Regions from separate parts of the Homo sapiens genome. Here regions 1 and 3 are each linked to region 2. A link is a loop called in an ENCODE intact Hi-C map of the cell type or tissue named here. Cell type or tissue: transverse colon. All regions are shown on one strand.

The links. Peaks named below come from ENCODE experiments on the same cell type or tissue, not always from the same donor. Only the 100,000 strongest peaks of a DNase experiment are listed, where the experiment ranks them.
Region 1: a loop joins it to region 2, with 2.7 times the contacts of the local background. A loop is called at or near these places in 21 of 110 quality-filtered maps.
Region 3: a loop joins it to region 2, with 4 times the contacts of the local background. A loop is called at or near these places in 22 of 110 quality-filtered maps.

What each region holds. Positions count from the first base shown.
Region 1 is chr11:64,095,995-64,098,494 of GRCh38, reverse strand. All of the region lies in intron 3 of MACROD1 (mono-ADP ribosylhydrolase 1), which reads left to right. The region is part of intron 1 of FLRT1 (fibronectin leucine rich transmembrane protein 1); the gene reads right to left. Among named protein-coding and RNA genes, the nearest start is that of FLRT1, 61 kb to the right of the region's middle. In transverse colon, no CTCF peak of the experiment used is centred here; no DNase peak of the experiment used is centred here; H3K27ac peaks cover 2,500 bases.
Region 2 is chr11:64,147,369-64,149,868 of GRCh38, reverse strand. The region is part of intron 3 of MACROD1 (mono-ADP ribosylhydrolase 1); the gene reads left to right. Among named protein-coding and RNA genes, the nearest start is that of MACROD1, 17 kb to the left of the region's middle. In transverse colon, CTCF peaks have their summits at 826 and 1,038 (motif pointing right); DNase peaks (open chromatin) are centred at 1,073 and 1,479; H3K4me3 peaks cover 324 bases; H3K27ac peaks cover 1,193 bases.
Region 3 is chr11:64,036,289-64,038,788 of GRCh38, reverse strand. The region is part of intron 3 of MACROD1 (mono-ADP ribosylhydrolase 1); the gene reads left to right. All of the region lies in intron 1 of FLRT1 (fibronectin leucine rich transmembrane protein 1), which reads right to left. Among named protein-coding and RNA genes, the nearest start is that of FLRT1, 1.6 kb to the right of the region's middle. RefSeq lists enhancers at 1,014-1,915, 1,916-2,500. In transverse colon, no CTCF peak of the experiment used is centred here; no DNase peak of the experiment used is centred here; H3K4me3 peaks cover 894 bases; H3K27ac peaks cover 1,107 bases; H3K27me3 peaks cover 2,371 bases.

The DNA.
Region 1 (2,500 bases), 51 kb after region 2:
CTGGAGACAGAAGGCTGGGGGCAGGGAGAGCATTGCCGTGTGGGGGCTAGGACCGCTCCAGTAATGGGCTCAGCATGTTGGGAGTGGGACGGGAAGAACATTTCAGGCTGAGGGAACAGCCTATGTGAAGACTGGAGGTGGGAGGGCTTGGTATAGTGAGAGGTCAGTGTCCCAGAGCTCTGAGTGAGTGGAGGGCCGTGATCCGAGCTGAAGCAGGGCCCGGAGCCTGGCCTTAGGGGCGCTCTGAATGCTGCACTGAGGGGCCTGGTCTTTGTACAAGGGCAGGGGGGAGGCTGTGAGGGTGCCGAGGCATGGAGGAGCGTGACCAGACTTGCAGTTTAGAAAGAGTGTTCTCGCTGCTGCATGGAGACCTGGAAGGTGCCCAGGTGCACAGGAGAGGACCAGTGAAAAGCTGGGACCATGTCCTCAGGAACAGGGACAGGGACATGGGGTAGGGACCTCATACAGTGAGGGGTTGAAGGGAAGGGGCCAACTTGGGAGGCCCCCAGGTTTTACTCCCTGAAGACAGGCCTGGGTGCTGAGTGGGTTCCCGCCTCCTTCTCCTCACTGGAGGGCAGCTGAGTGCTCCCAGGAGCACCACCAAGAGAGCCATGGACAGCCGGCTTGCTATGGGCTCCAAGCCTGGTCCTGATCTGCAGCCTGCAGCCCCAGGCCTGAGCAGGAGCAGGAAGGCCTCTGGAGGCTGTGCCTTCTGCCCTGTGAGATGGGCCCACCCCATTCCCTGCCCACTCGCTCCGGGCCCCCAGGCTTGGCACCGCTGCATGGCACCCGAGTAGCAGGGTGAGAAGAGGCGGAGGCGAGAGCCTGCTTGTGTGGTGCGAACCCTCCCAGCCTCCGCTCTGCTAATTAAACCATCTCCTGACAAAACCCAGACTTTCAGGGTATTTGCGAGAGTGTGCGAGCCAGGCCGTGGGTGGCTTCAGGAGTCTGTGCCGCCCGGCCGGCGGGCCTGGGCCTTTGCCAGCGCCCACCCTCAAGATGGCCATCAGAGAAACTCAGCAGGCAGCGCCCAGAGCAGGGCACTTCAGGGGTGCGGGGCCCACTCGCCCAGGACGGAGCTTCTCTTGCCACGGGACATCTCCCCTTCTTTATTTTCTTCCTTCCTTCCCTTCACATGTGGGCAGCTCTGGCCAGAGGTGGCCTGGGAGTTCACCCATCCCTTGGTGCTGAGTTGGCAGAGAAGCCCAAATTGGGCGCAGACCGTAGCCACCTGCCCCTCCCTACCTGCCCCACTGGACCCAGCAGTCCCTCCCTGTACTTTCTGGGGGGTCTGGAGGCCCAGTTCTGCCAGGCTCAGGATGCTGCAGAGGGGGAGGGTTCCCTAGCTGAAGCTGCCGTCCTCACAGTGCAGCTGAGCAACAGGGACCTAGAAACAGCTGCCAGTGGGCACCGCCATCCCCGGGCAGCAGGGAGACAGGAGCAGGCAGGCGCCTGAAGAGTTCTCATCCGCCTGGAGTGCTCTTGTGCCTTTGCAATCTCCTCCCAGCAAGGGTAGGCAGGAACTCCCGGGCCCAGACGCTGAGAGAGTGGGTGAGCGGGGGACCAGCAAGGGCCACTCGCACCCAGCTCACGGAGGGACAGGCATCGGCTCTCAGCTCTGCCGGGGGAGGCCCTCGAAGGGACACAGCTGGCAGTGTGCTTGGAGGGTATGGGGACACGGCAGCCCCCCACAGGCCTGCCCTCTTCCCCTCAGGGAGGGGCACTGCGGCCAGAGCCTGCCCCTTCACAGAGCAACTCTAGGCACAAAAGGGGGAGAGGGTAGGGTGCGGTGGCTCATGCCTGTAATCCCAGCACTTTGGGAGGCTGAGGCAGGCGGATAACTTGAGGTCAGGAGTTCGAGACCAGCCTGGCCAACATGTTGATACCCCCGTGTCTACTAAAAATAAAAAAATTAGCTGGGCGTGATGGCAGGCGCCTGTAATCCCAGCTACTCGGTGGGCTGAGGCAAGAGAATTGCTTGAACCCGGAAGGCGGAGGTTGCAGTGAGCCGAGATCATACCACTGCACTTCATCATCCTGGGCAGCACAGCGAGACTCAGTCTCAAAAAAAAAAAAGAGGGGACAGGAACGACCACTTGCCTGCCAGCTCTACCTGGCAGACCTCACTGTAATGCGTCGCCCGTGCCCATTAGGGACCGTGTCCAGCCTAGAGGAAGCTCGGGGTGATGAACCTGGCGCCACCAGCCAAGGCCGGAACCTCTTCTTTCAGGAAATTGGCCTGCTTTTGTCGGCAGAACAGTGGCTGTTCGACCCCCTGCCTGCCCGTCACAGTGCTCTTGGCTGGCCCTTGGCCAAGGCAGGTGGTGGAGCCGGCGGGCAGCCCTGGTCCCCTCCTGGCCTCCAGGGTCTGGGCACTCTCACAGCGTCTCCTGGCAGCCTGGCTGTGAAGTGGGCCCCACGCTGTCCCCACGCTGGAGCTCTCAAGTGGCAGTTTGAAGCAGCACTGTGCTGGCTGCAGCGCGACATATCCTGCAGGCTC
Region 2 (2,500 bases):
GGTTGGCAGACATTACAGCGGCCTAGGGGAGAAGGGCGTTCTTGCTGCCTGTGCCCAGGAGGGGCTGGCCTGGAGCAGAAGGGCAGAGCCTTGGGGCTGTGGCTGAGGGGGCAGTCAGGCAGGCCAGTGGGTACTCCAGCCCTGCCAGTCACTGGCAAGCGTGTGAGAGGTACTGCAGCGGTACCTTCTTGCTGAGCTGCAAAGTGGCCGGAGGGAAAATGAGGCATCTTGTGAGCTCTGTCCCCCTTGGGTTGGTGGTTCGCTGCAACATGGGCCAGGAGAAAGGGTGCAGGGACCAAGGTGGGGTGTTGATGGGTTCAGATGGAATGGGGGCGCTCCGGAGGCTGCACCCGGGCTGTGGGCGTGATTAACACTGCTTCCTAAGTGCCCTTGGGAGTCGCCAGGTTTTGGATGCAGCAGCTCCATCAGAAGCGGTTTAGTGCCAGCTCCATTTGCACCAGGGCCAGGGCTGGGGCAGTGCTGGCTGAGTTTCTCTGTGGACTCCCCTTCTCTGTGTCCTTGCCTAGGCCTCTGTTTCCTCCTCTGCAAAATGAGGGTGGTGAAGAAACCACCCGTCAGGTTACTGGGGGCACTCGGAGCTGATGCACGTGACGTGCAAATGACGGTCACTCAGCACCTGGCGGGAATCGGGGCTCAGCACCTCGCACTGGTGCTGAAACTGGTGTCATCAGCGCCGTTCTGGGCATCACCCCTGTCCCAGCGGTGCCGAGGGACATGGTACCTCCTGCAAATGATCAGCTTTCACCTCCCCCTGCTTGCCTCAGTTTACCCATACACCTCTTGGTGTGTTCTCCTGGGATCTTTTTGTTCTAGACTCTCACAGCCAGGAGGACCCGGTACCCGCCTGGAATCCCAGGGAATGACGGAGGCAGGGTCTGAACACGGGCTTCCCACACAGAGCCCGAGTCTCCTTTCAGCCGTCCAGGGCTTTGTGGAACCCCAGCGTTCAAAGTGGCTTTGGCACTGGTCAGGCCTCCAGGGTCCTGGGTGGCCTTGGCTCCCACCCCAGCCCCTGTGCCCACCAGGGGGCAGCAGAGATTGCAGTTCCCAGGAGCCCATATATCAGCCTGTTTATTAGTGGAATAAAAGTCGTTGGCAACGGCAGGGCTTTTCGGGGCTGCATAAATCTGCGTCTGTGCCTCGTGAAACCCATATGTGCTTAATTCATATGTAAAGTTTCAAGCAGGAAGAGAATACGTGTCCATTAAATTCTATTTGACTTGATTATAATCATTAGCCGTGAATAATTGCTTCTCAGTGCCTACCACGGAGCCACCACAATAAGCCAGAGGAGAGAGCAATTATCTTGGGGTGGGGATTTTTAAATTTATATTTTTGAAGCCAGGAGCAGTGCTGGCCCCGCGGGCGTCAGTGGCCCATGGAGAACGCCGTGGGTCACACTGGGCTGGGAGCTTGAGATCTGGCCGCCCGCCGGAGCTTCTGGATTTTGTTGTGGGGAACAGTTCTCTTTGTTCCTGCTGCCATATGGGAGGGGCTGTCGCTGCCTGGGCTTGGGTCCAGCTGCAGGGATGTGGAGGGGAAGGGTGCAGTGGGAGCTAGGAGAGGGCTGTGAGGGAAAGGGGGCGGGGAGAGCTCCCAACCCCCCACCCTCCTCCATCCTGAAAAGCTGTGGGGTTGAAGGGGTCTCCAGCCAGGCTGTGGGCATCTCTCTTGCCACTCAGCAGGGCCCTGGGGATCCTTGGAGAGGGCAGTTGCCAGGTGTCCCCCTGCCCGCCCCCCTCACTCTTTCCCCTCCCTGAAGAGGCATCTGCCTGTGACCTCCGTCAGGCCATTGAGAATCGGACCCTGGGCGGGACGTAGTAGCTCACTCCTGTAATCCCAGCACCGTGGGAGGCCGAGACGAGAGGATCACTTGAGCTCGGGAGTTTGAGACCAGCCTGGCCAACATAGTGAGACTCTATCTCTACAAAAAAAAAAATAATACGGCATGGTGGTGTGTGCCTATAATCCCAGCTACTCAGGAGGCTGAGGCAGGAGGATTGCTTGAACCTGGGAGGTTGAGGCTGCAGTGAGCCATGGTTGTGCCACTGCACTCCAGCCTGGGTGACAGAGTGAGACCCTATCTAAAATATATATATATATATAATAGAACATCAGATTCTGGGCCAGGTACGATGGCTCACACCTGTAATCCCAGAACTTTGGGAGGCTGAGACAGGCGGATCACTTGAGGTCAGGAGTTTCGAGACTAGCCTGGCCAACATGGCGAAATCCCATCTCTACTAAAAATACAAAAATTAGCCAGGCGTGATGGCATGCACCTGTAATCCCAGCTACTTGGGAGGCTGAGGTAGGAGAATCACTTGAACCCAGGAGGCTGAGGCAGGAGGATTGCTTGAACCTGGGAGGTCAAGGCTGCAGTGAGCCATGATTGTGTTACTGCCTTCCAGCCTGGGCAACAGAGTGAGACTCCATCTCAAAAAAAAAAAAAGAAAGAAAGAAAATCAGACTCTGAGGC
Region 3 (2,500 bases), 110 kb after region 2:
CAGGAACACAATCAACAGGGATGACTAGGTGGTTGATATCATTTCCAGACTCTAGAGCAGAAGGGCCAGCACAGCCAGACCCACACAGTCCCATACAGGCCCCATCTCTGAGATCAGGCCATGTCCAGCCCTGATTCTGGGGATGTCTGGCTGGCTGGGGAGGGGGCTGCTAGCCCCATGACTGGGCAGAGGTGGCTGTGCCCAGCTAGATCCTGGAGGCCTCATCCTCCCCCTGCACCAGAGCAGCCACTTGACAGCTGCCCCCGTGCTGGCCTCTGGGCTCTACACCCACCTCTCCGTCCCTCAACACCCGCAGGGTCAAGGCCACCTGGAGCCCTAGTCCTCTCAGCTAACTTCGAAGCAAGCACAGATGCCACCTGCTCATGTGTGCACTGCCCTTCCCTGCACCCACACGCAGAACACCCAGACATCCTCTCTGTGGGACAACTGCTGTAAACCCCTGCGCAGGCAAGGAAGCCGGTCCCAGAGGGGAGGCTGCAGGCCCAGGGTCACCCAGTGAATGCGACACAGGCTCAGCCACCAGGCATGAATCTCTACAGAGCTAAGTCTGTACACCTCTGGCAGTGGGTGACCAGTGGGATGGCAGCACCCCCTCCCCATCACCTCCTTAGAAACAGCTGGGCGGACCTCCCAGGGGCTTTCATGGGAGGCCTCGGAGATGGGGAGGAGGGGACACAGGGCGCTGCCACTGAGGGCCAGCGTGAGGATGAAGTCCAGTGACAGCACACTGGCTGGTGGTGGGAAAATCCGACCCCCCGACCCTCTGAAGTCCCTGCAGATACCCTCAGCCCTTGAGAATCCTCCAGTCCAGGAGCAGGACCACTAACAACATGCGTCAAATGCACTTACAAAGCAGCACCCTGGCTCAGGCTCAGGAGGTGGCACTATCAATCCCATTTTACCAACAAGGGAAACTGAGGCACAGGGAGGTGGAGGGACCAATAAATGGTAGAGTGCGGATGCACAGACCCAGGTCTAGGTGAAGTCCAGCAGGCCACAGCTGCCTTGGGGGTGTGGGCTACGGAGCCTCCATGCTGGGGTCAGGGTGCTTTTTACTGAAGAGTATCCAGTCTCTGTGTCTGGGAAAGAACATGGGACTGGGTGCGCACACACACACACACCCTGTGCCCATGGCCGACCCTTCAGCCAGATATGTGACAGCCCTCAGCTCTTCCTGCCCCTCACACCTACCAGGGCCCCCTCACTGCTGGCCCAGCTAGGCAGCGTCCCCTCCCAGGCACGGGCCCTGTCAGCTCAGGCCATTTCCATTTTAAACCTTCTGAGGAAGCCCTGAACAGTCGCCCACGGAGTCAGCACCAGCTGACAGGTGATGTCTGCGCCTCTCCTCCCGGGGCTGGCGGAAGAGATGCAGTAGCTTTCAACTCCAGAAACTGGAATCTGGAGCCCCTGAGCGCGGCGGCTGCCTCCCCCGCGGCCGCCGGGCAGAGACAGGGTGCCTCAGCCACCTCCCTCCACAGTGGCATCGTGGGTCCCCCCCACAGACAGCCTCCTTCCTAACTCCTGAGCCACCTGGGGAGGGGGATGTGGAGGGGCTGGTTTCCATCCAACCCGAGGGCGTAGGGGCCGCGGTGAGGCAGGGCTGTTCTCAGTCACCCCTCACCTCCGTCCCCAGCCTTGGCTGTATTTATTCACATCAGAGCTCTGGCTTGGGCCTCGGGGGCCTGGCACACCCCAGCTGGGCTGTATTCTCTCAAAACTGCCCACCCTGGAGGGCCTCGAAGACCTCCCGGGGCCACCGGGAAGGCTGTGGCAGCTCCCTGGTGTCCCTGTTCCACAACTTTCTCCTCCTCGGGGAGCTCTGATCAACCACGGTTCCCTGCAGCTGGGCGACAACACTCCCCAGCCTTCCTCCCCGGGGTCTCCAGTGCCCGCGAGGAGGGGCGTGCGCCGCCGGGTCGGGCCGCCTCCTTGTCTTGAGAGCTGGGGGATGGGGGGTGCCCGCCGCCCCCCGCCCAGGCACCATGGTCTCACCGTTCCAGCCGCCAGGTGTACGGCCCCAGCCCCCGCCCGGCTCAGGGCTGACGGTCCACAGCGCGCACAGGGAGGGAAGTTGGAGGCTGCTCATGCCCCCCTTGAAGTCGTTTTAAAAATAAAACCTCGCTCCAACCGTGACTCACGCGGCTGGTGGGGACGGGAGCGCGGCGCCCAGGCCGGCCGGCTGTCCCTGGCCGCGCGCCCTCCTCCGGTTCCCGAGTGCGGGAGCTGGGACCCACATGACCGGCCTGACGCCCCCCACGGGCCAGGCCCCCTCCCTGGGGGGTGCAGCGAGGGCTTGGACTAGAGCTCCAGCTGAGCCCCCGCCCTTTCCAGCCTCGGCTCGGGAGAGCTGAGCCGCCGGCCGCGCACCCCGCGCCTCCCCGCGGCGGGGCCAGCGCCACCGCTACTGGTGCTTGGCTCTTGACTCAGGGACCCCCACCCCAAATCCCAAAGGCTGGGCGTCCCATCTCCCGCCGCTCTG